Linked DNA regions of Homo sapiens: region 1 is linked to region 2. A link is an interaction called in ENCODE POLR2A ChIA-PET data of the cell type or tissue named here. Cell type or tissue: OCI-LY7. All regions are shown on one strand. Links, peaks and the distances in the headings refer to the core of each region. The heading gives the core; the rest is flanking DNA.

What was found. Peaks named below come from ENCODE experiments on the same cell type or tissue, not always from the same donor. Only the 100,000 strongest peaks of a DNase experiment are listed, where the experiment ranks them.
Region 1: POLR2A ChIA-PET joins it to region 2 with 5 read pairs; 2 of 35 experiments call an interaction of 5 or more read pairs at or near these places.

Annotation. Positions count from the first base shown.
Region 1 is chr22:22,123,637-22,139,863 of GRCh38, forward strand. It overlaps IGL. Among named protein-coding and RNA genes, the nearest start is that of VPREB1, 110 kb to the right of the region's middle. RefSeq lists a silencer at 4,323-4,838. In OCI-LY7, for the core only: no CTCF peak of the experiment used is centred there; a DNase peak (open chromatin) is centred at 7,885.
Region 2 is chr22:22,322,998-22,339,224 of GRCh38, forward strand. It overlaps IGL and IGLV1-50. Among named protein-coding and RNA genes, the nearest start is that of VPREB1, 86 kb to the left of the region's middle. In OCI-LY7, for the core only: no CTCF peak of the experiment used is centred there; no DNase peak of the experiment used is centred there.

The DNA.
Region 1 (16,227 bases), core at 5,172-10,171, 200 kb before region 2:
CCCCTTCTCCTCTGCCTTTAAGTTGGGCACAGAAGAGCTGTGTAGGCAAACAGGAAAGAACCCGGGATGGTCTGACTCCCCCACCTCAGCATACTTTATATGCGGAGTTATGCAAATGAGTTCTGGGACTACATGTTCTGATTGGATGAGAGAAAAACCTCTAGGCATACTCAGATTTGGACTTTGTTATCATGTTCTGACTGGATGAGAGCAAGTCTTAAAACGACCAATCAGAACATGATAATAAAGTCCAATCAGAGTAGGCCTAGAGGTTTTTCTCTCATCCAATCAGAACATGCAGTTCAGGAATTCATTTGCATACCCTCCCTGTATAAAGCATGTTGAGTGGGCAGAGTCAGGGTCTTCCGTATATTCTCCCCGTACCGTCCGTGCTCGGCTTAGTGCAGGAAGAGGAGAAGAACGGGAAGACAACCGCGGCACAGCAGCTTACCTGCTGATGTTGGCTGTGGTGATGGAGCCTGCTACCGGAGCCACAGTGGCCCACAGCGGGAGCATGGCCAGAGTGGTAGAAAGACAGTGGGGCAGGTATGCTATCAGAGCTGCGCTGCCCGCGGTGAGGGCAGATTGGGGGCGCTATCTGGGGTTGCATTGCCTAGGTGGGTTCTGTGCAGTATCGGGGACTACGTTACTTGCGGAGGTGGAACAGGGGAAGGGGGTGGGGTGGGGGGTACACTATTGAGGATGGGATTAGGTGTGCTATCGGGGGCCGTGCTGATCATCAAGGCGGCTTAGGTGTGCTATCGGGGCAGGGGACACGCTGCTCCGAGTTGGGGGATGTTACAGGGGCTACACTGCCTGTGGCTGGCAGGGGTTAGGGGCACTATCTGGGGCTGCACAGCCGGTAGTGGGTGGCGTGTTAGGGACGCTATAAGCTACTGTGTTGTCTGTGCCCCAGGGAGGGTTGGGTGTGGGGTTGGGTGTGCTATCGGAGGCTACAGTGCTAGCAGACAGGTTAGGGGCACTGTTGGGTGTTGCACCGCTTGTGCCAAGGGGTATGTTTGGTGTGCTATTTGGGGCTACAAGGGGCAGGTTGGGAGCACTGTCGGGTGCTGCACTGCCCATGGCAAGGGGTGGGTTGGGTGCACTATCAGGGGCTACACTGCCCAGGGCGGGGCGGGTGGGGGGGGCGTGCTATCCTGGGCTTCACTGCCCATGGCGGGGGGCTGGCTGGGGACGCTGTCATAGGTTGCATTGGGGTGGTAGGGGGCGGGTTCGGTGTGGTATTGGGGGCTGCATTGCCAGCAGTGTGGGGGGGGGGGTGGTTGGGGGCACTGTCAGGAGCTTGCGCTGTCAAGCTAGTAGCAGGTTAGGTGTGCTATTGGGGGCTGCACTGCCCGAGGTAGGGGGGCGGATTAGGTGCGCTATTGGGGGCTAAACTGCCCACAGCTGGCGGGGTTTGGGGGCTCTGTTGGGGGGTTGCAGTGTCAGAGGCGGGTTAGGGGCATTATCAGCTGCTGCACTACCCGTGGCAGGAATCAGGTTGGGGGCACTATCGGGTGCTGCAATGCCTGTGGTGGGGACGGGTTGTGGGCATTATCGGGTGCTACACTGCTGGCGGTGGAGTGGTTGGGGGTGCTATCGGGGTCACACTGTCAGCGGCGGGGGACAGGTTAGGGGTGCTATCGGATGCTACACTGTGGTGGAGGGCAGGGGGTGGGGTGTTGAGAGCGCTATTTGAGGACTACATTGCTGGCAGCGGGGGGCGGATTAGGGGCACTCTCAGGGCTGCACTGCCGGCAGCAGGCAGCAGAGGTGGCAGTGACAGCAGTGGTCTCCACGGAAAGGACAGTCCTTCCCTCCCTGGACTCCAGGCTTTACAAAGCGATTTTCTCCTGCTTAAGTACAGAGGACATACAGTGTTTCCGCAGGAATACTGAGCACGGCAGGGCCCCCCACATCTGCTGTGGTTCCCTGGGTTACACCCTCTCGCTCTGTGTTGTGGATACTGCCTGGGACCCCCAGGCACCGAGTAACGTGCACCACGTGGGGGACGGTGCTCTCTGGGTGGAGGCTCAGGAATGAGAGCCCGCACTTGGGTGGGGAGAGCTGGCTGGGTCTGACTTTTTGCTGCTTCCGTTCCCCTAGGACCGCAGCTCTGGTGGGCCCAGTGGTTCCTGCGGAGTGGGGAGCCGGGCACTGTGGTGTCTCCAGTCCCCACCACAGGCTCCGATTCATGGCCAGCTTGGGCCGAAAGGGGAGGGTGGGTGTCAGTGCCTTCGCTGAAACTGGCACCTGCCACCCAGTGGCCAGCATGACCAAGGTGAGGCTTTAATGCTACCACTCCCTGCATCTGTTCTAGGTTTTTCTGGCTTTGCCTGCCCAGCAGTCTGTGCCCACCTAGAGGAGTAGGAGGGGCCACCATGCCGCATGCTGGAGGCTGGAGCCCGCAGCCTGCAGATGGCACAGTACTACAGCTCGCCTTGCTGCGGTTGGTGGCAGTGATGGAGACTGCAGCTCGACCCCAGCGATGGAGGCTGGAGGTAGGAGGGTACCTGGTGGTGGCCACGTGGTAGGAGCCTTGTAGGGTGGGGCTGGTGCATTGAGAGCAACAGCAGCAGTGGTTGTATTGGCATGGGCATTAGTGGTGGCAGCAGCAGCAAGTCTGTGAGCCGGGAAGGGGGTAGTAGGAGCCCTGCAAGGCCCAGCTGGCCTGGGGTGGGTAAGAAGCAGTGGGTGCTGCAGCGTGGGCCTCGGTGGCAGCAGTGGAAGTGCAGCCAGGGCAAGGAGTCCTCCCCCACCTTTCTGCAGTCTCTGGAGGGCGCCCACCTCCTGCTGGCTCCTGAGCCAGGCATGAGTGGCAGCATTGTCTCATTCTTAACAAAATTTAGGGAATGACTATTTGTGTATCTTTTTGCTTGTTTTTTGTTGTGTTAATCTTGGACTTTTCGAATTTCATGAATCAGGGAGTGGATAAAAGGTATCATAATAGGCCTTCTAACTCTATCACCTGATTTTTTTCCTTTCTTCCAGTCTGTTTTTTCTTATCACCATCATCTTGTTCTTTATTTTCTTATGCTGCTGCCTATATTTCTGGTTTCTATTCTTGTTTCTCTTTCTGGTCCTCCTGCTTTTTGTTTTCTTTATCCCAAGCAATGGCCTTAACAAACTGAAACTGAGTTAAAAGTAAACTACTTGCTAGTGTGTTGTATTTTTAAAGTAATTGGTCCATTACTGTGTTTTAGAGATGAGAAAGTAGTTGCATAATGATTTAGTTACTTGAATAGCTTTGCTTTCGTGATCCTGTTAATGCGTTGTAAGTAGTTATGCAAGGAATCAAAAAATGAAGCATCAAATAAAATACTGATAGCAAACAGTCATTTCATCTCTCTCCCATATAGTCTGGAGATAAATGCAAGTCAGGGGGTTAATAAGTTCCAAAAATTTATGAGATCGTTAAGTGAACCACATTCCCTTCATTTTATTTTTCTGCCACAGTTTTCAAGAGCATTGTCATTTGCATGAGCAAACCTTGTTCACCACATCTTTGCAACAGGGAAGGGAAGGGGAGGATCATATGTACAATGTTTTAAGGCAAAAAAATTCACAACCAAAAGCAAGGCTTTATTAACTTTCACCTTCGAGAAGCTGCAGTGTTGAGCCCTGTTTTATTCCTAGTATTACTGCCTTTGATACGAACTCTTAAGTGATCACTTTAGAAGTTAATGCATTTTATTGACTGCTTTCAAGAAACAGTCTATATTGTATCATGCATGTTTTTCAAGCCCGCAGAATTGTATAAGGCCTATATATACATAGGGCCTATAATTTTGACACTTTTTAATGATTTATAAGGTTACGATCATGTAAAATCCTGTTGACACGTGAGAATATGCCTAAGTACCGCTAGATAGCTTATTTTGAAGAGATAGTTATTTTGAAGAGATAGAAATTGGTTGCAGTTTGTTAGGTGTATTTGTCAATGCATTGCCTCAATGCTTTAAAGCATATAGAAGTTTGAATATGCTTTAATCTCATGTAGTCCTTTGTTTATAGGGTGTTTAATATTTTTAAAGACTAAAGATGTCACAGCCCCCTTTAAGGTTCAGTAATATTAAGATTGGAGATTTATAGGGTTAGAATCCAACAAATTCAGAGGAAAATTGTTAAATTATATAGCTGTAGAGCAGGAAATGAAACCCAGGTTCTAAGCTCTAAGGGGACCATGAGCTGCCATACCAAGTGCATCAGTGACTGGGCATAGAGTTGGCAGAATTACAGGATGGTTAAGAGAGTGAGCTGTAGAGCCTCACTCTATGTGAACATGAATTTTATATAAGTATGTATGTATTTATTTATTTTGAGATGGAGTCTCACTCTGTCGCCCAGGCTGGAGTGCAGTGGTGTGATCTTGGCTCACTGCAACCTCTGTCTCCCAGATTCAAGCAATTCTCCTACCTCAGCGTCCCCAGTAGCTGGGATTACAGGTGCACACCACCATGTCTGGCTAATTTTTGTGTTTTTAGTAGAGTTGGGGTTTCACCATGTTGGCCAGGCTGTTCTCGAATTCCTGACCTCGTGATCCACCCACTTCAGCCTCCCAAAGTGCTGGGATTACAGGCAGCCACTATGCCCGGCTGTGAACATGAATTTTTAAACTGCATGGTGCTTTGGGTCCCAGCTTCTCCATCTGTACAATGGGGACAGTACTAAGGTTTTCTTTTTCTTCTCAGTTGACTGAATTATTTCCATAGTCTGTCTGTCTTGCCACTCTTGTTACCCACACGAAAGGACCTAAGGTAATTTCTGACAGCCTGGGACTCCTTGTGCAAAACAGAAGGTGCCACAGACCTCATTTTAGGAGAAACCTTTGTTTTCCTCTTGGAACCCCAAGAACTGTAAGCAGACAGGTCCATCTCAAAATCCAAGGCTCTGCTCTGTTTTGCTTTGCTTTACCTGACTTTTTTTTTGATTTGGGTGGGCATCAAAAATTAGTAGGGGAGAGCTAAAGAAAGTTGTGGATATGAACATGTATTTATGGTAAGGTAAGTTATGAAGGAGAGAAATCTTAGGATCTTGTATGGCAAATTCTTGCACTAAAGTAGATAATGACTAATTAGGAAAGCAGGAAATATAGGACAAGTCAGAAAGTCATAAGATGGGAGAGAAAAGCTTACGCCTGGTAGATCCTCTCCTGTCTAGAAGTGTCGTATGTGTGATGTTTATATGAAGGAGCTCTAATTAATTGGATTAAAAGATAATGAAAGCTCTAAAATTGTCAGAAAAATAGAAGCTCTAATGCCTTTTATTTCACGTGACTTCAGCAATCTTTGGGAAATGAGAGTTTTAAAATTATTGGTGGTAAAAAGTCTTCAAAAAGTAGACATTTGGTCTAAATTAAGTCAGAGGTTAAATTGGCTAAGTGCTTTAATGTCATAAACTGCTTCTTTGACTTTGGAAAATTGTTCAGTTTACCTAATTTGGAACTGTTAGATTTCTAGGTAAGGCCTGGGGAGAGGTGGAGTTAGCCATGTCTCCTAGCTATGCTGGAAGAGTTAGACTTTATCTGCAGTTCTGTCATGTATCCTGGACTCTGCACCTGGTATGTAATTGAAACTGCTTACATTGAAAAGAAAAATTATGTGTTTTTGGTTTTAAAAGGGGTGGGAATATGGTTTTTTCCAAAAAGTGAGTTTTGGCAAATTTAGAAAGTTTAAGAATTATTTTTAGTTGTAAGAAAATAAAGTTTAAGCAAGTTATAGAAGGTTTATGAAAATTAACTTTGTAAAGAATTGTGTGTGTGAGCAAGTTGACTAAAGGGACAGTAATGTTAGATGTAATAAATGCAGGTACCCTTCCACTTTATCTTCTGTTTCTTAGGTTATAAATATTCACTACCTACGTTTCTAAAAACTCTTTCACTGTAATATTAACACATAACTCCATTCTCCTTGTATTGCCTGCTTTTTCATAGTATCCTGAAATTGCATTAGTAGATTTAGATTCAGAAGATGGTGGGGAAGCATCTTATGAGTGTTTTAAGTAAATTTAAGGCAAAGGGTTTTCTGTACATGGGTGGTTATCACAGCATCACTTGTTGCAGCAAAACACTGGGTAACAACAATGTTTATCAATGAGAAATTGTTCGGATAAATGATGATTTGTGCCTTGCGAGGCTCAACTATTCAAAAGCACCCTCTTTTCCTCACTTGCTTTACCTTTGGTTCTGGGCCTGGAGCCTTTCAGAGGTTACTCAGGACAGTGGACTCCTGTTTCCTGTGACTAATCTGGACAGCGGCTTCCTATTTCATTCTTCAGCATCTTCCAAAAATTTCTGAAGATAATTTCTTCCTTTGTGACCACCCATACTCTTGGTTTACTTTGCAGTTAACAATTTCATGCCTTCACTGGATTATCTGTGTGAAGGTGTGGGGTGTATGTGTTCATACTCTGGAGGGAGCAGAGGAAAATAGCCACAGCCAAAGGAGTAATCTTGCACTAAATACTCATTATAAGAATGTTGATACGTTCATAGATGGTAAATCTGTCAGTAATTTTTACTTGTATGATTCTTGGTTAAGACTGCACTCACTGGTGATAAGCGTGCTGAAGGGATCATAGGTGCTATACTTATGTGTGGGAATTGCATTCAAACCACCAATGCCTGTCTACTCAAGTTTTGTTGCCTTTTGATTAAAAACTCTTGGGAATGTTTCCCTGGCATGCAAATATGGGAACTGCAGTTTGATTCTAGGTAGAAACTCTTTGGTAGTTGAAATGCCATAATAAGAGACACAGCTGTCAATGGGCAACAATTCACTGTTGGTAAGGAATTTACAGTGCTACTTGCCATATTCTTCTTTATCCAGACTTTGTGCCAAGAAAATGAAATTCTTTTTAAAAATTTTTTTCTAGAGTAATCCTACAATATTGCTGTTATCAAGCCTGATGCTGTAATTAGTAGAAAATGTCTAGAAATTAAAAGAAAAGTAGTATTTTCCAACTATGGTTAAATTAATTGCAAAATAACTTCCTCTTAATTGTCAGATTGGAGACAAGCTTATTAAGAGTGAAATAAAACATAATGTGTTGCTGGTGCTAGGTACCTCTAAAGCCTTTGAGCACTTTCTTCTTTATAAAGGCTCAATCTACTCATGTGTCCTGTAAATAATCCTGCTCTACCAGCATCCTATGTAAATTTTAAAAATTATAGTTCATATATTAGATTGTAACAAATGTTGTTCTTCTTTAATTATATGCAATGCAATCTTGTTATAGACTCACATTAGCTTGCCTTATTCCCTGTATGTTTGCTGTAAAATGTATAGTCCTTTTCAATATATGATAGCTTAAAGATGGACTTAATATTTTGTTTTAGAACCAAAATCTTTTATCTTATATACAGGAAAATTACATTGGAATTCAGAGATCAGCAAACATTTCCTGTAAAGGATGAAATAGTAACTATTTTCAGGTTTGCTCAGCATGTGGTCTCTGACAACTAAACTCTGAAGTCATACCAAGGCAGCATCAGTAATGTTTAAATGAGTGAATGGCGCTGTGTTCCAATAAACTTTATTTACAGAAACAAGTGGTGGGCCACATTTTGACTGCAGGGTATAGTTTGTGGACCCCTGAACAATGGCTTTTTCTGAAACAACACAATTGAATTGAGATTTGAAAGAATGTTGAGGCAGCATTGTTTGTCTGGGGTAATACCTGAGGTTTGTCATCTCACACCAGGGAAATCAGGGATGTGGACACACAAGAAGTGAGTTCAAGAGTGGATGATTAATAGGTGAAAGAAAGAGAAAAGAGAACAGCTCTCTCTCCTGCAGAAAGAGAGAGGGGCACCTGAGTGGGTCTTCCGGTTTTGTGGTGAAAAGCACAAGGTTTTATAAAGGAGCTTGAGGAGGTGGTGTCTTGATTTACACAGGGCTCTAGAGACTGGTTGGACCAGGTGTGAACGTTTGCATAGCACAGGGAGAAGCTGGCCATTGCACCCTAATCTTTTATTATGCAGATGGGTTCTTTACCTTACCAGGACCATATTGTCTGTTCCTTACTGTACCTGTGGTTGACAGAGAAAAGGGAAGATGGAGCCACCATGTTGAACATGCCTGGCCCACAGGTAGCCTTTTCCTATTGGCACAGCTGCTGGCATTCCTATGAGAGCTTATCAATGTCTGCAGCCCAATTTTACAAGATGCTCTTTGTTAGAAAATAAATGATATGGGTTTTTTTTTTCATTAGTAGGAAAACTTTACACTAGGACTTCCTTACTTTCAGTATCTGCCTAAATAATTTCTTTTTAATTCCTACATCAATGTTGCATGTGCAATAGAGAAGGTGACATGTAGGGAGCTGTGTCAGCAGGGGTTGCATATTTCTTGATGAGCATCCCATGATGCATTCTTCTTCACTTGTGGCAACATTAGCATTAACTAATCTACAGTAAAGTAGATGGGTCCACAGGTCATGGGACATACACTAGCTCTGCCAATTACATGTTGATTTAAATAATATCATTCTCTAAGGACAGCTTTTTTTCCCCCAGATCCTGGTATGTATGTGGAGTTGGGGAGAGACACCAAACTGTACCCCATTTCCTCATACATTGCTTATACTTTTAGAAGTGTTTGAAAGATAATATCACATACTAGTAGTTTACTGTTTCTTATTCAAGTTAGTTTTAATAGTCGCTAGGGTGAATGTTTTCAAAATTGTATAGATATTCGGGTTGAGGCAATACTATAAATTATGAGTTCATCTCAGTTTTTTTGTGCTAGCGTAATGACATTTCGGAGACATAATGCATATGTGCAAAATACTTCACCTCTCTGGAAAACAGTAAAGGGCTACATAATAGGACAGACAAAAATAAAGGCTTGGCGTAATGGCTCACACCTATGATCCCAGCACTTTGGGAGGACAAGGCGGGTGGATTGCTTGAGCTCAACAGTTCAAGACCAGCATGGGCAACATGGCGAAACCCATGTTTACAAAAACGATAAAAATAAGCCGGGCGTGGTGGCATGTGTTTGCAGTCTGAGATACTTGGGGGACTGAGGCAGGAGAATCGCTTGAGCCTGGGAGGTCAAGGGTATAGTGAGCCGAGATCGTGCCACTGCACTCCATCCAGCCTGGATAACAGAGTGAGACCCTGTCTCAAAATAAGTAAAAATTTATAAAACAAAGAATGTTTCTAACTGTAATAAAGGAGAAGTGATCAAGCTTAAGTGTAGCTTAGATTTAATCTTTGATTTCCGGGTACTATATTACTTAAAAATATGATTTGGATATTTAGAAGTTGTTCAAATTAGAAACTCAGGAGTGGGGTCACTGGTCACTAAGGTGCTGAATATTTTTAATACCTTAGTGGATATGTAATCAACAAAGCCAACGGAACCAATAGAGCATTTGCTTTCATAAGAATTTAAGTGTTGCTGGGTACTCTTAAATCGAGCTCACATTATTGGTGTCATTTAATATAATTACTGAATTTCTTTGAACCCAGTTTCCACTTTTTAAAAATTATTTAGCTCATTAGGCTGAAAACTTCTCTTTGTTACATTTTATTACACTTCAGTGTAATATGTGTAAGATGTACATTGCTTCTCTCTAGAAAGGTGAGACAAGTTGAAGCAGGGTTGGGGGTGGGTGCTTCCAGTTCATAGGTAAATAGGAGACAAACGGTTGCATTCTTTTGAGTTTCTGATTATCCTTTCACTGAATACACAATTTACATGCAAGATGCCATAGAGGAATAGTCACTTATGCCTGAGTCTGGCTTAGTGAATCTGCATTTTTACATAAAAAACTGGGCAGAGAAAGCCAATCAGATACACATTTGTCTCAGGTGAGGAGAGGGATGACTTTGGGTTCTGTCCTTTGTCCCCCACCTGTAAAGATAATCTATCAATTGCCAATTTATATTGCCAGGGTCAAATTCAACAGAACTGTTTTAGTGTAAAGATCTTGAGGCCCACAAGAAATTTCCTTTCTGACAAATTATGAGGGAGGTATATAGCTTTCGAAATCTTTGTAGTTATTTTTTTATTTTATTATTTGGGTTTTTTTTTTCTTTATTGACAAATAATTGTATATACTCACAGGGACATAGTGATGTTTCAATACAGAAAAGTTATAGTGAGCAGAGCAGGATAATTTCATATCCTTTGTTAAAGGAAAATAAATCTCCGGGACACCCCACTAAGCCAAATAATAGTTATCTTATTTAGAAATAAAATGGGAGGCAGGTTTGTTTGATGGAGTTCCTAGCTGAGGTGGGAGAATTGCTTGAACCTGGGAGGCCGAGGTTGCAGTGAGCCGAGATCGCGCCATTGCACTCCAGCCTGGGCAACAAGAGCGAAACTCTGTCTCAAACAAACAAAGACTATAGAAAAGCTATTTGTGAAAATGCTTTTTGATGTGCTGTTTTATGTCACAGAATGCAACCTGTGTTTTGATTCAGCAAGTTCAAAACACTCTTTTTGTGGAATCTAAGAATTGATTATTTTGATCCTATTGAGCTTTCATAAGAAAATATGAATATCCAGTTGTAAAAACTAGAAATAAGCTATAAGCTATCTGTGGAATGCTTTGTGAGGTGCTGTTTTATATCATAAAATTGAACTTGTGTTTTGATTGAACAAGTTGAAATTACTCATTTTGTAGAATCTAAGAAGTAACGTTTTGGAACTTCTTGAGCCCTTATTAAAAAATAGAAATATTCAGTCCTAAAAACTAGAAACAAGCCATCCGTGCAAATGCATTGTGATGTTCTGTTTTGTATCATAAAGTTGAACCTGTGTGTTGATTAAACAGGTTCTGAACACTTTTTTTTGTAGAATTTATGAAGTGGCATTTCTGAGCCTATTGAGCCCTTATACAAACATACAGTTTTAAAAGCTAGAAACAAGCTATCTGTCAAAATGCTTTGGGATGTGCTATTTTATGTCACGGAATGAAACCTGTGTTTTAATTCAATAGGTTCAACACATTCTTTTGGTAGAATCTGAGAAGTGACATTCCCAAACCTCTGAGGCCTTTAAAAGAAAATACGAATATTTTCCTCTAAAAACTAGAAACAAGCAATGCGTGGAAACGCTTTCTGATCTGTTAGTGTCACAGATTGGAAACTTTGTTTTGATTGAGCAAGTTCAACGCACTCTTTGTAGGATCTAAGTAGTGACATTTCCAAACCTATTGAGCCCTTATAAGAAAATATGAATATTTAGTCCTAACATGCTATCTGTGAAAATGCTTTTTTTTTTTTTTTTTGGCACAGAGTCTTGCTGTGTTGCCAAGCTGGAGTGCAGTGGTGTGATCTCGGCTCACTGCAACTTCTGCCTCCTGGGTTCAAGCAAGTCTCCTACGTTAGCCTCCCTAGCAGCTGGGACTACAGGCGTGCACCACCACGCCCAGCTAATTTTTGTATTTTTAGTAGAGATGTGGTTTCACCATGTTGGCCAGGATGGTCTTGATCTGTTGACCTCGTGATCCGCCTGCCTCAGCCTCCCAAAGTGCTGGGATTACAGACGTGAGCCACCATGCCTGACTGAAAATACTTTTTGCTATGCTGTTTCATAACACAGAATTAAACCTGTGTTTTTGTGAGACAGGTTCCAAACACTCTTTTTGTAGAATCTAAAAAAGTGATGTATCCAAACCTTTTGAGCCATAATAAGAAAACATGAATATTTAGCCCTAACTGCTGGAAACAAGCTATCTGTCAACACACTTTGTGATGTGATGCTTTATATCACAGAAATGAACTTATGTTTTGATGAAACAGATTCAAAACACTATTGTAGAATCTTAAGAAGTGACATTTCTGAGCCTATTGTGACCTTATAGGAACATACAAACATCCAGTCCTAAAGTCTACAAACAAGCTATCTTGGAAAACACTTTTTGACGTGCAGTTTTATAACACAGAATTGAACCTGCATTTTGATAAAAACACGTTCCCAACTCTCTTTTTGTAGAATCTAAGAAGTGACATTTCGAATCTATTGAGCATTTACAGTAACGTATGAATATCTTGTAATAAAAACTAGAAACAAGCTATCTGTAAAAACACTTTGTGATGTGCTATTTTATGTCACAGAATGGAACCTGTGTTTTGTTTCAGCAAGTTCTGAACTCTTTGTAGAATCTAAGAAGTGACGTTTTTGACCTTATTGAGCCCTTATAAGAAAATACAAATATCCAGCTATAAAAACTAGAAACAAGCTATCAGCGAAAACACTTTTTGCTGTTTCATATCACAAAATTGAACCTGTATACTGATTAAACAGTTTCCAAACACTTTTTTTGTAGACTCTTAAGAAGTGATGTTTCTAAGGCAGTGAGGCCTTATGGGAACATATACATAATCCAGTCCTAAAAACTAGAAACAAGCTATCTGTGATAACCATTTGTGATATGCTGTTTTATGTCAGAGAATGGTACCTGTGTTTTGATTCAACAACTGTGAGACACTCTTTTTGTATAATCTAAGAAGTGATGTCACCAAACCTATTGAGTTTTATAAAAAATATGAATAACCCTAAAAACGAGAAACAAGCTATCTGTCGAAAATGCTTTGTGATGTATTTTTTTATATCAAATAATGGAACCAGAGTTTTGATGAAACAGCTTCCAAACACTCTTTCTGTAGAATCTAAGAAGTGACATTTCCAAGTCAATTGAGTTCTTACAAAAAAAATGCAAAATCCAGTCCCAAAAAACTAGAAACAAGCTACCTGTAAAAATGCTTTGGGACATGCAGTTTTATGTCACAGAACGGTTCCTGTGTTGATTCAACAAGTTCAAAACACTCTTGATGTAGAATCTAAGAAGTGCTGTTTCCAAACCTATTGAACTTTTATTAAAAAAGTAAAAATATCCATCCCCAAAAACTAGAAACAAGTTATCTCTGAAGATGCTTTGTGACGTGATGTTTTATGTCACAAAATGGAAACTACGTTTTGATTTAGCAAGTTCTAAACACTTTTTCTAGAATATAAAAAGTGACATTTCTGAGCTTATTGAGCTCTTAGACGAACATACAAGTATCCACTCCTAAAAATGAGAAGAAAAACCTATCTCTGAAAATGCAATGTTATGTGCTATTTTACATCACAGAATGAATTTTCAAACACTCTTTCTGTAGAATCTAAGAAGTGAAATTTCCAAACCTGTTAAGCCCTTATAGGAACATATGGATATTCAGTCTTAAAAACTAGAAACAAGCTATATGTGAAAATGCATTGTGAAGTGCTGTTTTATGTCACAGACTGGTCCCTGTGTTTTGATTCACCAAAGTTGAAACACTCTTTTGGTAGAATGTAAGAAGTGATGTTTCCAAACCTATTGAGCTTCTATAAGAAAATATGAATATCCAGCCCTAAAAACTAGAAATAAGATATCTGTGAAAACACTTTGTGATGTGCTGTTTTATGTCACAGAATGGAACCTGTGTTTTGAGTTGACAAGTTCCAAACACTCTTTTTGTAGAATCTAACAAAGTGACATTTCCAATCTTACTGAGCCCTTATAGGAAGATGTGAATATCCAGTCCTAAAAATGAGAAAAAAAGCTATGAAATTGCATTGTGACATGTTGCTTTATGTCACAAAATGGAATCTTTGTTTTTATTCAACACTTTCAAAACTTTTTGTAGAATGTAAGAAGTGACATTTTCAAACCTATTGAGCCCTTATAAGAAAATGCAAATATTTAGTCATAAATATTAGAAGCTCTCTGTGAAAATGCTTTGTGATGTGCTGTTTTATATCACAGAATTGAACCTGCATTTTGATGAAACAGCTTCCACTCACTTTTTTATACAATCTAAAAGGTGACATTTCCTAGCCTCTTGAGCCCTTATTGGAGCATATGGATATCCTGTCTTAAGAACTAGAAACAAGCTAGCTGAGAACATGCTTTATGACATGCTGTTTTATGTAACAGAATGGAACCTGTGTTTTTAGTCAACAAGTTCCAGACACTCTTTTTGTAGAATCTTAGGAAGTGACATTTTCTATTTTTATTGAGCCCTTATAATAAAATATTAATATTTAGTCCTAAATATTAGGAAAAAACCTACCTGTGAAAACGCTTTGTGATGTGGTTTCATATCACAGAATTGAACCTGTGTTTTGACAAAGCAACTTTCAAACACTGTAGAATCTAAGAAGTGACATTACTGAGCCTATTGAGCTTTTATAGGAACATACAAATATCCAGTTCCAAAAACTAGAAACAAGCTCTTGGTGAAAACGCTTTGTGACATGCTGTTTTATGTCATAAAAATGGAACCTGCCTTTTGATGAAACAGCTTCCAAACAGGTTTTTTTTTAGAATCTAATAGTTGACATTTCTGGCCCTATTGAGCCCTTATAGAAACATATGAATATCCAGTTCTAAAAACTAGAAGCAAGCCATCTGTGAAAATGCTTTGTGATGTGCTGCTTTTTGTCACGGAATAATACATATGTTTTGATTCAACAAGTTCAAGACACTCTGTAGAATCTAAAAAGTGAAGTTTTTGAACCTATTGAGACTTGATTAAAAAATACGAATATTCAGCCCTAAAAGCTAGAAGCAAGCAATCTGTGAAAACACTTTGTGGTATGCTGTTGTATGTTATGGAATGGAACCTGCATTTTGATGAAACAGCTTCCAAAACACTTTTTTGTAGAATCTAAGAAGTGACATTTTGGAGCCTATTGAACCCTTACAGGAAAATACGAATATCCAATCCTAAAAACTACAAACAAGCTATCTGGTAAAACGCTTTCTGATATGCTGTTTTATGTCTCAGAATGGTACTGGGGTTTCAATTCAGCAAGTTTGAAACTTTCTTTTTATGGAATCTAAAAAGTGACATTTGAGAACCTATTGAGCCGTTATAAAAAATTCAAATATTAGCCATAAAAATTAGAAACAAGCTAGCTGTGAAAACGCTTTGTGGTGTGCTGTTTTATGTCAAAGAATAATACCTGTGTTTTGATTTGGCAAGTTCAAAGCACTTTTTTTTCTAGAACCTACGTAGTGACATTTACAAATCTGTTGATCTTTTATAAGAAAATATGAATATCCAGCCACAAAAACTAGGAAAAATCTGTGAAAATACTTTGTTATTTGCATTTTATGTCACAGAATGAAACCTGTGTTTTGATGAAACAACTTCCAAACCCTCTTTTTGTAAAATCTAACAGTGACACTTATGAGCCTATGGAGCCCTTATAGAAGCACTCAAATACCCAGTTTTAAAACTGGAAACTGTCTCAAAAACACTTTGTGAGGTGCTTTTTTATGTCACAGAATGAAACGTGTGTTTTGAGTTGAACAACACACAAGTTTCCAACACTCTTGAATCTAAGAAGTGACATTTTCAAACTTGAGCCCTTATAGAAACATACAAATATCCAGTCCTAAAAACAAGCAAAGGCTATCTGTGAAAATGCTTTGTGATATGCTGCTTTGTGTCATGGAATGGAATCTGTGTTTTGATTCAAGTTTGAAACACTCTGTAGAATCTAACAAGTGATGTTTTGAACCTATTGAGTCATTATAAGAAAATGCAAATATTTAGCCATAAAAATGAGAAACAAGCTTTTTGTGAAAATCCTTTGTGATGTGTTTTCTATCACAGAATTGAACCTTTGTTTTGTTGAAATAGTTTCTAAACATACTTATTGCAGAATCTATGAAGTTATATTTCTGAGCATTTGAGCCCTTATAGGTACACATGAATATCAGATTCTAAAAACTAGAAAGGAGCTATCTTTGAAAACTATTTGTGATGTGCTGTTTTATGTCACAAAATGATAACCATGTTTTGATTCAAAAAGTTTGAAACACTCTGTAGAATCTAAGAAGTGACATTTCTGAGCCTATTGAGCCCTTAGTAAAAAAACAAACAAAAAACGAATATCCACTCCTAAAAACCAGAAAAAAGCTATCTGGTAAAATGCTTTGTGTTGTGCTGTTTCATGTGACAGAATGGTGCCTGTGTTTTGATTAAACAAGTTTGAAACACTTTTTTTTTGTAGAATATAAGTAGTGATGTTTTAGAATGAATTGAGCCCTTATAAGAAAATGCAAATATTTAACCATAAAAATAAGAAACAAACAACCTGTGAAATCACTTTGTGATATCCTTTTTTTATGTCACAGAATGGTACCTGTGTTTTGATTTAACAAATTTGAAACACACTTTTTGTAGAATCTGAGATGTGACATTTACAAACCAATCTTAAGCCAGTTAGATACTCT
Region 2 (16,227 bases), core at 6,988-11,987:
AGACAAGAACCCCCTTCTTCCTCCCCCAGGAGGGTGAGTGCCGCCAGCTGCTGCTCACGCCTGACCTGTAGCTTCTGCTGCTGCAGGTTCTCCCATGGGCCACGGGGCAGCCAGGGCCCTGCCTAGGAGTGGAGGCTCCACCACTTTTGTCCTCAGAGTCAGGAACAGGGACTCCAGGAATGAGAATATCCTGCTCCTGCAGCTTGGGACACAGGGTCTCTGCACTGACATCCTGGGCTGAGGTGGCAGGTCCAGCTGTGTCTTCACAGTCCTTCCTGTGCCTGCCCATGGTGTGGGGAGGGAGGGAGTGGGGGAGGGGGTGTGGGCCTTTGAGCTTCACTAGAGACCTGAGGGAGCAGAGGTGCTCCCCAAGACCTGGACTCCTTCCCTCACCCTCCTCCCATCACTCTCCTCACTGTAGCTATGGCCAGGTGAGGGCTCAGGGCTACTTGAGGACCTTGCTCAGCCCAGGGCCTCCATCCCAGGCATTGTTTCCAAACTCTGTAAGGGCTGTCTCTGAATCTGTAGAAACAGTTATTTCTGTGTGCCCAGGACTGGGTTAGAGGGCACCAACCCCACCCCTTGCAAACTGCTCCTCACCTCTTAGCGCCCCAGTGAGGAGAAGAAAGAGTTAGAAATCAGGAATCTACTCAGGGCTCCCCTCTCTCCCCTTTCCCAGCCTCCCCTGGCTTTCTCTTTCTACAGAAACACCAAGGAGGCAGCCACCAAGGACGAGGGGAGGCCCAGGCATTATACCAGGCAGCGGAGCCAGCCAGTCCCCCCAGATGGTGGAGGGAGGTGGTGGAGGTGTCTGGGACCAGAAAATAGTGAGGACCCTCTTACTGAAGTGAGGACGGGTGGCATAAACTGAGGCCCAGATGGTGGACCAGATCTCCTGAGCCATCTACTCATTTCTTCGTGTGTTCCAGTTTGGGTAAGAATAGGCTAAAAAAAAAAAAAAAAGGCTTTGAAGAGGTTCCTTTCCTCAGATAAGAATTCGTAGAGGATTATTGCCCACTCAGGCATTGAGGGGAGGCTGAGCCTCACTCTCAGGCCAATAGAACTGGGGGCTTTCAAGGGAATTTGATTGTACTGAGCTCCCAGACTCTGACATCTAAGATTTTTGCCCTCGTAGCCGAACCCAGCACTGATACCAAAATGGATGAAGGCTGATAGATAAGCCTAGAATATTCTAGCTGGCACCATCTCGTGGAAAAGAGAATCAAGTTAGAATATTGATGTGATAAGGTGGCATCGCACAGTGAGGGGAGGAGAGCTTGCATGGGGGAGGGTAGAGGAGCCACTAGAGGGCTGGACAAGGAGGAGACAGTCTGAGGTAAGTTTGTGAGGAAAACTCCAGATGCTTCAGAGAAGATGGACAAGGAGGTAGGCAGTGTGAAGGCCATGGGACCAGCTCTAGTCACCGGGAGAGAGTGGTCAGATTCAGCACCAGTGTCTGGGGAGGAGGTACTGAAGCCTGGGTGAGGGGAGAGGCTCAAGGCTGGCCTTAGGACCTGAGTGGGGCACAGTGATCACACTGCTGGGGGGTCCTTCAAGTGCAAGGGGGCTGCAGGAAGGCTTGAGCTCATTGTCACAATGAAAACTTAGACAACAGCTCCCCAGCCTTGTTCAAAGGTGTCACAGGACTTTTTCCTCTCCACATGGCAACGTGGAGAAGAAAACTTATCTCTGAGATATATAAGATGTTAGTTCTCCATAACCTCTCTTGTCCCCTGGCTGAATTCCTATTTGGAAACAAAATGACTCTCCAGTTTTATATATGACATCCTCACAAAAAAAAAGTTCCAGAATGAGAAAGATCTGCCCTCCCTGACCCACTGGTGAGGAATCTCAGCCTTCAGGACAACCAGACTAAATCATTCATGCCATCTCCCATGACAGCATCATGTGGACCAGGGAGCCTACCTTATGGGTTTGGGCCACACACTGCCTGTCCCTAGCATTGCAGCTGGGGACACTTACATGCTGAACTCATGGCTGGGAGATCTGAGGTCCAGACATGACAGGAAAAGGAAAAAGACCAGGAGCTCTGCCTAAGTAGCCCCCCTGTGTGAATCACTCTACCCTCCACCCTCATCTTCAGTTCGTGATGGGTATTGTCTTGTGAAAACTGAAAGCTGGGCTGGGACACAGGCAAGAGAGTCTCTGACTCACAAATCTCCATCGTGGGCTCTCTGGCCTTTCTGATATTCTTTTCACACATCAATTCTGGGCCAAGACACATCCATGCTCATCAAGAAGGCATTGATAGGAGAATCAGGTAGCCTCCAGAGAGACAGGAAGCAGATAAACACCCTCATGTTGGCCTCCTAAGCCCAGAGGAGAAAAAAAAAAGTTGGAGGGGAAGAAGTTCAAGAAGCCACACTAGAAGCCACTGATTACCATCACCTCGGCACCTGTCCTCCATCTGCCCCTCTTTCAAGTGAGGACCAGACTCGGGACAGCACCTGCACCTCCCCCTCTGTCCATGCACTGTGTAGGGAGCCTCCTTCTGCTCTCATCTCAAGGTGGCTGCTCCGCCAGGTCAGCCGTATCACTGCTGAGAGTCTTCCCTGGGTCCTGGTCACAGGGTCTGGGATCAGCAGCAACCTGGCTTTGATTCAGCTCTGACCCTGCCCCTTCAGGACACAAAGCCCATTATTAAAGGGATAACTGAACTCTCCTAGTTCACTCAACCTTAGATTTTCCTTCTCAGTGTCCTTCTAGAAAGTGCCGCCTCTACTAAATGATTTCATGTTATTTGCTCAGGTCTAGAGCTATTTGATTTCCAAAATTCTATACTCTTCTGTTCTCATTCCCGGTCATGGCTCATTTTCCCTCAGCAGCTAATGATGCTAATCATGTATCTACCCCCCATTGTCACAAAAAAGAGAGATGGAAGAGTTCCTTAGATAAATACAGGGTTAGCAAAGAAAAGTTTCATTATCTCTTAAGAATTACTCCAAGATCTGGCCAGGCGTGGTGGCTCATGCCTGTAATCCTAGCACTTTGGGAGTCCAAGGTAGACAGGTCACGAGATCAGGAGATCGAGACCATCCTGGCTAACATGGTGAAAACCCATCTCTACTAAAAATACAAAAAATTAGCCAGGCATGGTGGTGGGCACTTGTAGTCCCAGCTACTGAGGAGGCTGAGGCAGGAGAACAGCGTGAACCCGGGAAGTGGAGCTTGCAGGGAGCCGAGATCATGTCTCTGCACTCCAGCCTGGGCAACAGAGCGAGACTCCGTCTCAAAAAAAAAAAATAAAGAATTACTCCAAGATCTAAGAAAATTAATTCCAGTTCTTCAAGAGTTTACTCCTCAGAAACAACAGCATGAATACATTAGGTAGTGAATGTTCTTGGTCTTCTCAATGAATAACGTCTGAAAGGTTCAGAGTATATGTTTCAAAAAGGTAAGTGCATAACTTTCAAAAAAATGTAGTATTAACATGTCAACAATTTTAATTGGTATATATATTTCTGAAAAAAAAAGCAGTATGATGGTAAAAGAAATGTAAAAAAGCCTTTGTAAAACCCAGTGCTTACAGTCCACCAGGATAGCACCTGTGAAGCAAATTTCCTTTGCTGAAGATACACCGCCTTTTAGAATAATAGCAAGATAGTTTGAATTTGTCTTCTTCTCTCACAGCAATCTAAAAATTAACTTGATCCCATTTATATGACATATCTAGAAATATTCCTGTACATGTGGACATTCCCATCGCACACCTCCCATCCAGGCTGTCCTAAAGTGGCATCTCCTCTTCTTCTGCTCATGTTCTCCCCCTCTCCTCACCTCTCCTGCTGACACGTGGCTCCTCCCTGCCTTCCTCTCCAGTAGCCCCAGCAGATCAGGCCCAACCAGTGAACAAGCTCCTGGACTTCTTGGATTTCTGAGGACTTGCCCTGCCAGGGTGTCTTTCTCAATCACAATCTCTCCTTCCCGGGAGTCCAGTTCTCCTAGATCCTGTTATTTATCTAATGTTATACATCTGTATCTACTTGGTGGACTTCCCTACATCTTCACCCGAACCCCAGGAATCTTCAGGTCATGCCCATATGACCTTAGTTCTCCTGGAGTCCCTTCTTCCTTCTTCCCCTGTGATCCCACCAAGTGGAGATCTCTTCTCAGACCCTGGAGTGCAGCAGGGACTTCTCTGGTCTCTGCCCCAGGGATTAAGGGGGTGGAATTGAGGACTCCTGTGCCCTTCCTATGCCTGTGTTTTCATCAGGGTCAGCTGCACAAGGTAGGGATTCCCACTCTCAGAGTATGAAGAGGGGCAGGGAGAGATTTGGGGAAGCTCTGCTTCAGCTGTGGGCACAGGAGGCAGCACTCAGGACAATCTCCAGCATGGCCTGGTCTTCTCTCCTCCTCACTCTCCTCGCTCACTGCACAGGTGACTGGATGCAGATCGAGGGGAGGGTCCCTGGGAAGCCTATGGATTCTTGCTTTCTCCTCTTGTCTCTAGAAGCAGAATCATGATGCCTGTGTCTCTCCCACTTCCAGGGTCCTGGGCCCAGTCTGTGCTGACGCAGCCGCCCTCAGTGTCTGGGGCCCCAGGGCAGAGGGTCACCATCTCCTGCACTGGGAGCAGCTCCAACATTGGGGCGGGTTATGTTGTACATTGGTACCAGCAGCTTCCAGGAACAGCCCCCAAACTCCTCATCTATGGTAACAGCAATCGGCCCTCAGGGGTCCCTGACCAATTCTCTGGCTCCAAGTCTGGCACCTCAGCCTCCCTGGCCATCACTGGACTCCAGTCTGAGGATGAGGCTGATTATTACTGCAAAGCATGGGATAACAGCCTGAATGCTCACACAGTGCTCCAGGCCCAGGGGGAGGTGAGAGAAGAACCCCCTTCCTCCTCTACCAGGAGGGTGAGCGCTCAGCTGCTACTGCTCAGGCGTGGCCTGTGGCTTCTGCTGCTGCAGCTTCCCCCATGGTCCAGGGGCATCCAGGGCCCTGCCTCAGAGTAGAGGCTTCTCTTTTTTTCTGTTCTGAGAATCATGCACAGCAGCTCCTTCCTAGGAACAGGGCCTCCAGGGACCAGAACATCCATCTCTTTGTACCTTGGGACACAGGGTCTCTGCAGTGAAGTCCTGGGCTGAGGTGTCAGGTCCAACTGTCATCACAAACCTGATGCAGAACCTGTGTCTCCATCAACCTCATTTCCTGATTTCTGGAAGTTCCGACTGTTGGCTTTCTGTCCCTGCTCCTCAGGGTGAATCGCTTGGCTTCTTTCCTCCCCAGCCTACTCTTTTTAATAAAACCCTTTCCAAGGAGGAATAATGTCCATACGAGAAAACACCTATATTTATAATATACCATGACACCCATTTTGGCATGTTTCTGGATCCTTGAAAGCATCACCACCACCGAGCTATGCAAGCTGTGACCAACCCCAGCAGCTCCTCATGACCCTTTGTCATCTCCCTTTCTACCCCAATGCCCTCCCGGGAAGCCACAGATCCTCCTCTGTCATTAGTGTTTGGTTTCCATTTTCTGGAAGGTATCAGTGTTCACAAACATTCTCTTGCCATTTGTTGAGGCTTCTTTCACTCCGCACACTTTTTGAGATTCTCCCTGTTGTTGCTGAATGACATCTCATCCCATAAAGGGCTCATCAGTACCTTTGAGGGCCCCTAGCCATTTTGCCTTTCATGCCCATTCCTGCATTTGTATATACACATATAGAATCCAGGGTAGCCTATATTCCTTTTAATCTGAATTTTAAAAAATCAATACATTTTCTGGGGCCCCTAACAGCGTCGAGTCCTGTAGGCATTTGATCTTCTCTCTCCAGTGATGCTCAGCCCTACTTGCATCTCATGCGATTATACTCACTTCTCGCCATTATTCAACAATTTTGTTTTATTCTCTTGGTTTTAAATAGGCAATACACAAACAAGATGCCACATGAGAACTATGGAAACCACTTCCCCCTCCTACATCCTGTCTCCTGGCCTGTTGGTTTCTCTCAGCTGAAGTGACCAGGAATGCTTACATTTATGTTCCCTCCCAGCCAGGATCTGTGTGTAGAAACAAGGGGGTCTGTCTGTGTCTGTGTGGGCAACCACATTATGTTTTCTTTAGTACCACTACAACCTTACTATTGACAAACAACTTTTTAATTCCTGAGACTGTGACTTCATGTAATCCTGACAGTAGCCCGATTATTGCTTTTGAGGCAGTGGTCCTGATTGGAGAGGAACTGTTTGTGACCTGGGGATGGCGTTCTCTAATTTATCAAATGTAAACACTGGAGGTCAGTTAAATTTGAATTCGGTAAAACAATGATGAAGAATCAATAGGTAGGCTGGGCGCCGTGGCTCACACCTTAACCCTGGCACTTTTGGAAGCCAAGGTTGATGGATTGCTTCAGGCCAGGAGTTCGAGACAAGTCTGACCCACGTGGTGAAACCCCGTATCTCCTAAAAATACAAAAATTAGCTGGGCCTCATGACATATACCTGTAATCCCAGTGACTCAGGAGGTTGAGGCATGAGAATCACTTGAACCCAAGAGGCAGAGGTTGCAGTGAGCTGAGACCGGGCCACTAACTCCAGGTGGAGTAACAGAGTGACACTCTGACTCAAAAAAAAATACAAAAAAAAAAAAAAAAGAGTCAGTATGTGTATCCCCCAGACAATATTGTGTATTTAAATATAAACATAACTGGGTGCCCTTTAATTTATCTGGCAACTCCACACAGTGTCACAACCTGGAAGAGGCATAGCTGGGGCAGTCATCCCCTTACTGATGCTGGGTCTAGGGGCTTAACTACAAAGACAGAGCTTTGCTAGCAAAGATACACTCAAGTGAGCACATCAGTGAGCATGAAATGCATGTGATATAATTCCCAATGAATGATGCCTCCTCACTTCTCTAATTATTCTTTCTATTATCCTTCAAGTCTGCAGATTCAGGGCCTCCCCAGGGGTTGCTTCAGCCTGAGCGCTAGACAAGTGATCTCATGTCCTGTCACACCCAGATGCATGGGGCTACTCTGTCCCCACACAGAGGGGCTTCAGCCTGGGGTGCATAAGTAACATGTGAGAGAGAGAAGAGCTCAGCCTGGCTCTGCTTATATCTAGTGAGAGACCAACTTCGGGTTCATTTGATGCTGGAGGCTGGTGAGCTGAGAGCAGAGGAGAGACCAAGCCTTAGAGTGCAGGGCTTTCAGGAGAGAAATTGGGAACCTGGAAATGGGCCACACTCTTCAGTGAGGAAGAAGCAGGCAGCTCTAGGCACAGCCCTGCATTCCTAGTGGCTTCCCCTTCATCAAGCTTGACTCCCTGCTTTGATGTCTGTCAGGGAATCTACTTCAGCAAGGTGAAGATCCCAGGGCTTTACTAAAAATAGCAGTAGACCAGGCAGGTATGTCATGGTTCAAGAGTTCTGTGCACAGAAATAAATACAGATGCATATTCACAAGGGCCCTCACAGTTGTCTCTTTTGGAGTGGAAGAGATGAAGAAAGGCAGGGAGAAATTGAAAGACTCAGTCGGTCTGGGCCTGGGGCAGCACTGGATGCTGTGGACTTATCCCTGAAGGGTCTGCAGGTGACCACAGCCAGGAAGCCAGCCCCTGCTATGACCCTGTGTCATCTGCTCACTGCTCACTGAGCTCAGCAGCTGTGTCCTCACAGGAAACTGGGTGCAGCCAGCTTGGCCTTCTCCACCCCACCTGGAAAATGTGGGCAGGTGACTGTCAGCATTGAGATCCTATGAAGGGGCTGGGAGACAAGGGAAGAGGGCTGATTTGCATGAAGCAATCATTCCACACCCTTATCTTTAAACTATATCCCATTAATGGAAGCTCTGGGGCCATCCAAACCTGATCAATCTAAGAGGGGTTATCAGCTGGAGGTGGTCAGAGTGAGGAAGAAACTGGCTTCCTTGAAAGACTCATCAACACAGCCACCAACTCTGGGACAAATGGGGTGACTCCCTATAACTGTCACCCGATATTAGCCACAGGAGCCTGAGCCTAGTCCCCTCACCTTATTGCTTCTGATTCTGGTCCAGTCCCCTGTTGTCCCTGGACCCTTGCCTATGTCTGAGTCCAGGGTGGCAGGGGTAGCCCCATCTCAGTCAACATCTATAGAGAGGTAAGAGCTACTACGGCTTCAAGCAGAGTCCACAGTTTTACCCATGAGGGCCTCTTTTGCTCCCCCACCCTGTCACACAGGTGACTACTGCTGTGGGTCTGGTGGAGTGGCCCCTGGCCCCTGAAGGACACAAGGTATTCCTTCCTCTCTAACACCAGGCATATAGTGGAGAAGGTATGGGTGGGTATAGAACAGATTGGCTTTTCTAGATGCAAATCGGTAAGACCCTGGCTACAGAAAAATTATTTCACAAAACCCCACACCCTTTCGTGACAAAAACACTCAGTGAATTATGAATAGAAGGAAATTACCTCAACATAGTAAACCCTATGTATGAAACTCCCACAGCTAACATCACGTGCAATCTGAAAGACTGAAGATATTTCCTGTAACTTCAGGAACAAAGCAAGGATGCGCACTTTCACCACTTCTATTCCAAATAGTATTGGAAGACCTAGCCAGAGCAATTAGCCAAGAAAAAGAAATAAACAGAAAAGAAATTAGAAATGAAAAAGTAAAATAATCTCTGTTTTCAGATGACCTAATCTTATATGTAGAAAATCCATAAAACTTCCACCAAAATAGCAAACTCTTCTCAGCTAAGGGACCATGTTCTAACCCAATGAAGGGAAGCTAAGAACCTTGATAAAAGGTTACAGGAACAGCTAAATGGAATAATCAGTTTAGAGAGAAACATAAATAACCTGATGGAGCTGAAAAACACAGCAGAAGAACTTCATGAAGCATACACAAGTATCAATAGCTGAACCAAACCAGTGGAAGAAAGTATATCAGAGACTGAAGATCAACTTACTGAAATGGGTGTGAAGACAAGATAAGGCAAAAAAGCAGGAAAAGAAATGAACAAAGCCTCCAAGAAATATGGGACTATGTGAAACGACCAAACTTACAATTGATTGGTGTACCTGAAAGTGACGGGGAGAATGGAACCACGTTGGAAAACACACTTCAGGATATTATCCAGGAGAAATTCCCCAACCTGGCAAGACAGGCCAACATTCAAATTCAGGAAATACAAGGAAGATCACTAAGATACTCCTCGAGAAGAGCAAGCCAAAGACACATAACCGTCAGATTCACCAAGGTTGAAATGAAGGAAACAATGTTAAGTGGATCCAGAGAGAAAGGTCAGGTTACCTACAAAGGGAAGCCCATCAGACTAACAGCAGATCTCTCTGCGGAAACCCTACAAGCCAGAAGAGAGTGGGAGCCAATATTCAACTTCTTAAAGAAAAGAATTTTCAGTCCAGAATTTTATATCCAGCCAAACTAAGCTACATAAGTGAAGGAGAAATAAAATTCTTTACAGATAAGCAAATGCTGAGGTATTTTATCACCACCAGGCCTACCTTACAAGAGCTCCTGAAGGAAGCACTAAATATGGAAAGGAAAAACTGCTACCAGCCACTGCAAAAACACACCAAAATATAAAGACCAATGATGCTATGAAGAAACTGCATCAAGTAATGTGCAAAATAACCAGTTAGCATCATGATGACAGGATAAAATTCCCACATAATAATATTAATTTTAAATGTAAATGGGCCAAATGCCCCAATTAAAAGACACAGACTGGCAAATTGGGTAAAGAGTCAAGACCCATTGGTGTGGTATATTCAGGAGACCCATCTCACATCAAAAGACACACATAGGCTCAAAATAAAGGAATGGAGGAATATTTACCAAGCAAATGGAAAGAAAAAAAAAAGCTGGGGTCGCAATCCTAGTCTCTGATAAAACAGACTTTAAACAAACAAGGATCAAAAAAGACAAAGAAAGGCATTACATAATGGTAAAGGGATCAATGCAACAAGAAGAACTAACTATGCTAAATATATATGCACCCAATACAGGAGCACCCAGTTTCATAAAACAAGTTCTTAGAGACCTACAAAGAGACTTAAACTCCCAGATGATAATACTGGGAGACTTTGACACTCCACTGTCAATATTAAATCAATGAGACAGAAAATGAACAAGGATATCCCAACCTTAGAAAACCCCATCGTCTCAGCCCCAAAACTCCTTAAGCTGATGAGCAACTTCAGTAAAGTCTCAGGATACAAAATCAATGTGAAAAATTCACAAGTATTTCTATGCATCAGCAATAGACAAGCAGAAAGCCAAATCATGAGTGAACTCCCATTCCCAATTGCTACGAAGAAAATAAAATACCTAGGAATACAACTTACAAGGGATGTGAAGGACCTCTTCAAGGAGAACTACAAACCATTGCTCAAGGAAATAAGAGAGAACATGAACTCAGCTCTGGACCAAGTGGACCTATAGATATCTACAGAAAACTTTACCCCAAATCAATAGAATATACATTCTTCTCAGTGCCACATAACATATATTCTAAAATTGACCACATAATTGGAAGTAAAACATCCTTAGCAAATGCGAAAGAATGGAAATCATAACAAACAGTCTTTCAGACTACCGAGCAATCAAATTAGAACTCAGGATGAAGAAACTCACTCAAAACCACACAACTACACGGAAATTGAACAACCTGCTCCTGAATGACTACTGGGTAAATAATGAAATTAAGGCAGAAATAAAGAAGTTATTTGAAGCCAATGAGAACAAAGAGACAATGTACCAGAATCTCTGGGACACAACTAGAAAAGTGTGTAGAGGGAAATTTATAGCACTAAATGCCACAGCAGAAAGTGGGAAAGATCTAAAATTGACACCCTAACATCACAATTAAAGGAAGTATAGAAGCAAGAGCAAATAAATTCAAAAGCTAGCAGAAGACAAGAAATAACTAAGATCGGAGCAGAGCTGAAAGAGATAGAGACGTGAATAACCCTTCAAAAAAATCAATGAATCCAGGAGCTGGTTTTTTGAAAAGATTAACAATCTAGATAGACCACTAGCTAGACTAATAAATAAGAAAGAAGAATCAAATAGATACAATAAAAAAGATAAAGGGGATATCACTACTGATCTCCCAGAAATGCGAACTACCATCAGAGAATACTACAAACACCTCTATGCAAATAAACTAGAAAATCTAGAAGAAAGGATAGATTCCTGGACACATACACCCTCCCAAGACTAAATCAGGAAGAAGCTGAATCCCTGAATAGACCAATAACAAGTTCTGGTATTGTGGCAGTAATTAATAGCCTACCAACCAAAAAAAGCCCAGGACCAGACAGATTCACAGCTGAATTATACCAGAGGTACAAAGAGGAGCTGATACCATTCCTTCTGAAACCATTCCAAAGAATAGAAAAAGAGAGACTCCTCTCTAACTCATTTTGTGAAGCTAGCATCATCCTGATATCAAAATCCGGCAGAGACACAACAAAAACAGAAAATTCCGGGCCAATATCTTTGATGAACATTGATGCGAAAATCCTCAATAAAATACTGGCAAACTGAATCCAGCAGCACATCAAAAAACTTACCCACCACAATCAAGTCGGCTTCATCGCTGGGATGCAAGTCTGGTTCAACATACACAAATCAATAAATGTAATCCATCGCATAAACAGAACTAAAGACAAAAACCACATGATTATCTCAATAGATGCAGAAAAGCCCTTTGATAAAATTCAACATCCCTTCATGCTAAAACCTCTCAATAAACTAAGTGTTGATGGAACATATCTCAAAATAATAAGAGGAATTTATGAAAAACCCATAGCCAACATCATACTGAATGGGCAAAAGCTGGAAGCATTCACTTTGAAAACCACCACAAGACAAGGATGCCCTCTCTGAACACTTCTGTTCAACATAGCATTGGAAGTTCTAGCCAGGGCAATCAGGCAAGAGAAATAAAGCGTATTTGAATAGGAAGAGAGGAAGTCAAATTGTCTCTGTTTGCAGACGATATGACTGTATAGTTAGAAAACCCAATCATCTCAGCCCAAAAACTCCTTAAGCTGATAAGCAACTCCAGCAAAGTCCCAGGATACAAAATCAATGTGCAAAAATCGCAAGCATTCCTACACACCAGAAATAGACAAGCAGAGAGCCAAATCATGAGTGAACCCTCATTCACAATTGCTACAAAGAAAATAAAATGCCTAGGAGTACAACTTACAGGGACTTGAAGGACCTCTTCAAGGAGAACTATACACTACTGCTGAAGGAAATAAGAAAGGACACAAAGGAATGAAAAAACATTCCATTCTCATGGATAGGAAGAATCAATATCGTGAAAATGGCCATATTGCCCAAAGTAATCTATAGATTCAATGCTATTCCCATGAAGACACCACTGACTTTTTCTGCAGAATAGAAAAAAGCTACTTTAAATTTCATATGGAACCAAGAAAGAACCTGGATAACCAAGACAATTCTAAACAAAAAGAACAAAGCTGGAGGCATCACACCACCTGACTTCAAATTACACTACCAGGCAACAGTAACCAAAACAGCATGGTACTGGTACCAAAGCAGATAAATAGATCAATGGTACAGAGCAGAGACCTGAGAAATAACACCACACATCTACAACCATCTGATCTTTGACAAACTTGACAAAAACAAGCAATGGGGAAAGGATTCCCTATTTGATAAGTGGTGCTGGGAAAACTGGTAGCCATAGACAGAAAACAGAAACTGGACCGCTTCCTTACACCGTATACAAAAATTAACTCAAAACGGATTAAAGACTTAAATGTAAAACCCAAAACCATAAAAACCCTGGAAGAAAACCTAGGCAATTCCATTCAGGACACAGGTGTGGGCAAATACTTTATGATGAAAATACCAAAAGCGATGGCAACAAAAGCTAAATTGAAAATGGGATCTAATCAAACTAAAGAACTTCGGCAGAGTAAAAGAAACAATCATCAGAGTAAACAGGCAACCTACAGAATGGGAGAAAATTTTTGCAAGCTACCCATTTGACAAAGGTCTAATATTTAGAATCTACAAGGAACTTAAACAAATTTACAAGAAATAAACAAACAACCCCATCAAAAAATGGACTAAGGATATGAACAAACACTTCTCAAAAGAAGACATGTATGTGGCCAACAAACATATGAAAAACAGCGCATCATCACTGGTCATTAGAGAAATGCAAATCAAAACCACAGTGAGGTACCATCTCACACCAGTTAGAATGGCAATTATTAAACAGTCGGGAAACAACAGATGTTGGTGAGGCTGCGGAGAAATTGGAATGCTTTTACACTGTCAGTGGGAATGTAAATTAGTTCAACCATTGTGGAAGACAGTGTGGCAATTCCTCAAGGATCTAGAACCAGAAATACCATTTGAGACCAGTAATCCCATTCCTGGGTATATACCCAAAGGATTATAAATCATTCTACCATAAAGACACATGGACACATATGTTTATTGCAGCACTCTATGCAGTAGCAACGACTTGGAACCAATCCAAATGGCCATCAATGACAGACTGAATATAGAAAATGTGGCATATATACACTGTGGAATACTATGCAGCCATAAAAAAGAATGAGTTCATGTTCTTTGCAGGGACATAGATGAAGCTGGAAGCCATCATTCTCAGCAAAGTAACACTGAAACAGAAAATCAAACACTGCATGTTCATACTCATAAGTGGGAGTTGAAGAATGAGAACACGTGGACACAGGGAGGGAAACATCGTATACCAGGGCCTGTCCGGGGGGGCTGGGGGTCAAGGGGAGGGAGAGCATTAGGATGAATACCTCATGCATACCGGGATTAAAACCTAGATGACAGGTTGATAGGTGTAGTAAACCACCATGTCACATATATACCTCTGTAACAAACCTGCGGGTTCTGCACACATGTATCCCAGAACTTAAAGTAAAATAAACAAATAAATAAATAAATAAATAAATAAATAAAATAAGTCCCACCAAAACAAAAACTGTTAGAACTATTAAATACATTTGGTAATATTTCAGAATACAAAATCAACACATAAAACCATCTAATGGACAGCCATGATGGCTCATACCTGTAATCCCAGCTCTTGGGGAAGCTGAGGTGAAAGGATTGGTTAGGATCAAGAGAGTTCAATACCAGCGTGGGAAATGAAGTGAGACCCTGTCTCAAAAACAAACAAACAAACGAACAAGCAAACAAACAGGGTTCTTATATTTCTATACTTAATCAACCAAACAGGAAACAAGAAGACAGGACACAACCCAAAATGAAATTAAGAAAACAATTCAATTTACAATAGCATCAGAAAGAATAAAATACTTAAGAATCAAGAAGGGGACTCTTCTATACTGAAAACTATAAAACATTGCTAAAAGAAATTAAAGAATACACAAATAAATGGAAAGAAACATTGCTAAAAGAAATTAAAGAATACACAAATAAATGGAAAGAAAACATTTGTTCATGAATTGAAAAACTTGATATTGTTAAGAAATCAATACAAACCAAAAGAAATCTACAGATTCATTTCAATCTCTATTAAAATTCCAATAATTTTTTTTGCAAAAGTAGAAAAAATTAATTCTAAAATTTACATAGACTATCACAGGACTCCAAATAGCCAAAATGATCTTCTAAAAGAAGAACAGTGTTGGAGATTTCACACTTCCTGATTTCAAAACATACTACAGAGCTACACCAATCAAAGCAGAGTGGTACAGATAGACAGACAAATAGATAGACAGACAAATAGAATAGAATTGAGCACCCAGAAAGAATCTCTTAGTTATATGATCAAATGATTTTAAATAAGGGTAGCAAGACCATTGAGTGGGGAAAGGACAGACTCCATAAAAAATGTTTTTGAGAAAACTGGATATCCACATGCAATGTGGAAATGGATAAAAGACCCAAATGGAAAAGCCATAACTGTAAAAATCTTAATAGAAAACACTAGGAAGAAGTTTAACAACATTGGGTTTGGAAATGATTTCTTGTATTTGACGCCAAAAGCACAAGAAAAAAAAAAGAAAAAGAATATAGATAAATTGGATTTCATCAAATTGTAAAATTTATGTGCAACAAAGGACTCTATCAACAGAGGGAAAATGCAAATCATGGAGTCAGGAAATATTTTGCAAACATTGTATCTGGTAAGGTGTCCAGGATATAGAAAGAACTCCTACAACTCAACAGGAATAAAAAAATAGAAACAATCTGAATAAAACATGGGCCCAAGACTTGAATAGATATTTCTCCGAAGAAGATCAATAAATGGCCAATAAGCACATGAAAAGATGTTTAGCATCACTAATCATTAGAGAAATCCAAATCAAACCACAATAATACACAACTTCACACCCAGTAGGATGGCGTTACCAAAATAATAGAAAATAACAAGTTCTGGCAAAGATGAGTAGAAATTGTGGAGAAACTATAAAATGATGCATCCACTGTGGAAGCCTTATGGCAGTTCCTCAAAAAATTAAACATAGAATTACCATTTTAACAGAATTTTCACTTCTGGGTATGTGCCTAAAAGAATTCAGAGCAGGGTCTCAAAGAGAAATTTGTACACCCTTGTTCATAGCAGCATTGTTCACAATAGCTAAAAGGTAGAGGCAGCCCAAGTGTCCATCTAATGGATAAATGGGATATAGTATACACACACAAGGGAATAGTATTCAGCCTTAAAGAGAGTGTTCTGGCCCATGCTATGGCACAGATAAACCTGAAAGACATCATGCCAGCAGAAATAAGCTGGCTTCAAAAGAACAAAAATTGTTTCATTACCCTTATATGAGGTACCTAGAGTAGTAAAAGCTACCGTGACAAGAAGTATAATGAAGTTTCCCAGGTCCTTGGGGTGGAGAGTAGGGGGAGAATGGACAGTTATTTGTTTTTTGTTTAGTTTAGTTTTGCTTTGTTTTGTTTTTGAGACTGAGTCTCCCTCTGTCACCCAGTCTGGAGTGCAGTGGCACAATCTTGGCTCACTGCAACCTCTGCCTCCTGGGTTCAAGCGATTCTCATGCCTCAGCCTCCCAAGTAGCTGGGATTACAGGCATGCACCACCATGTTCAGCTAACTTTTGGTATTTTTTAGTAGAGATGGGGTTTTACCATTTTGCTCAGGCTAATCTTGAACTCCTGGGCTCCAGTGATCCACCGACCTTGGCCTCTCAAAGTGCTGAAATCAAGGAAGTGAGCCACCACACCGAGCCGGGCA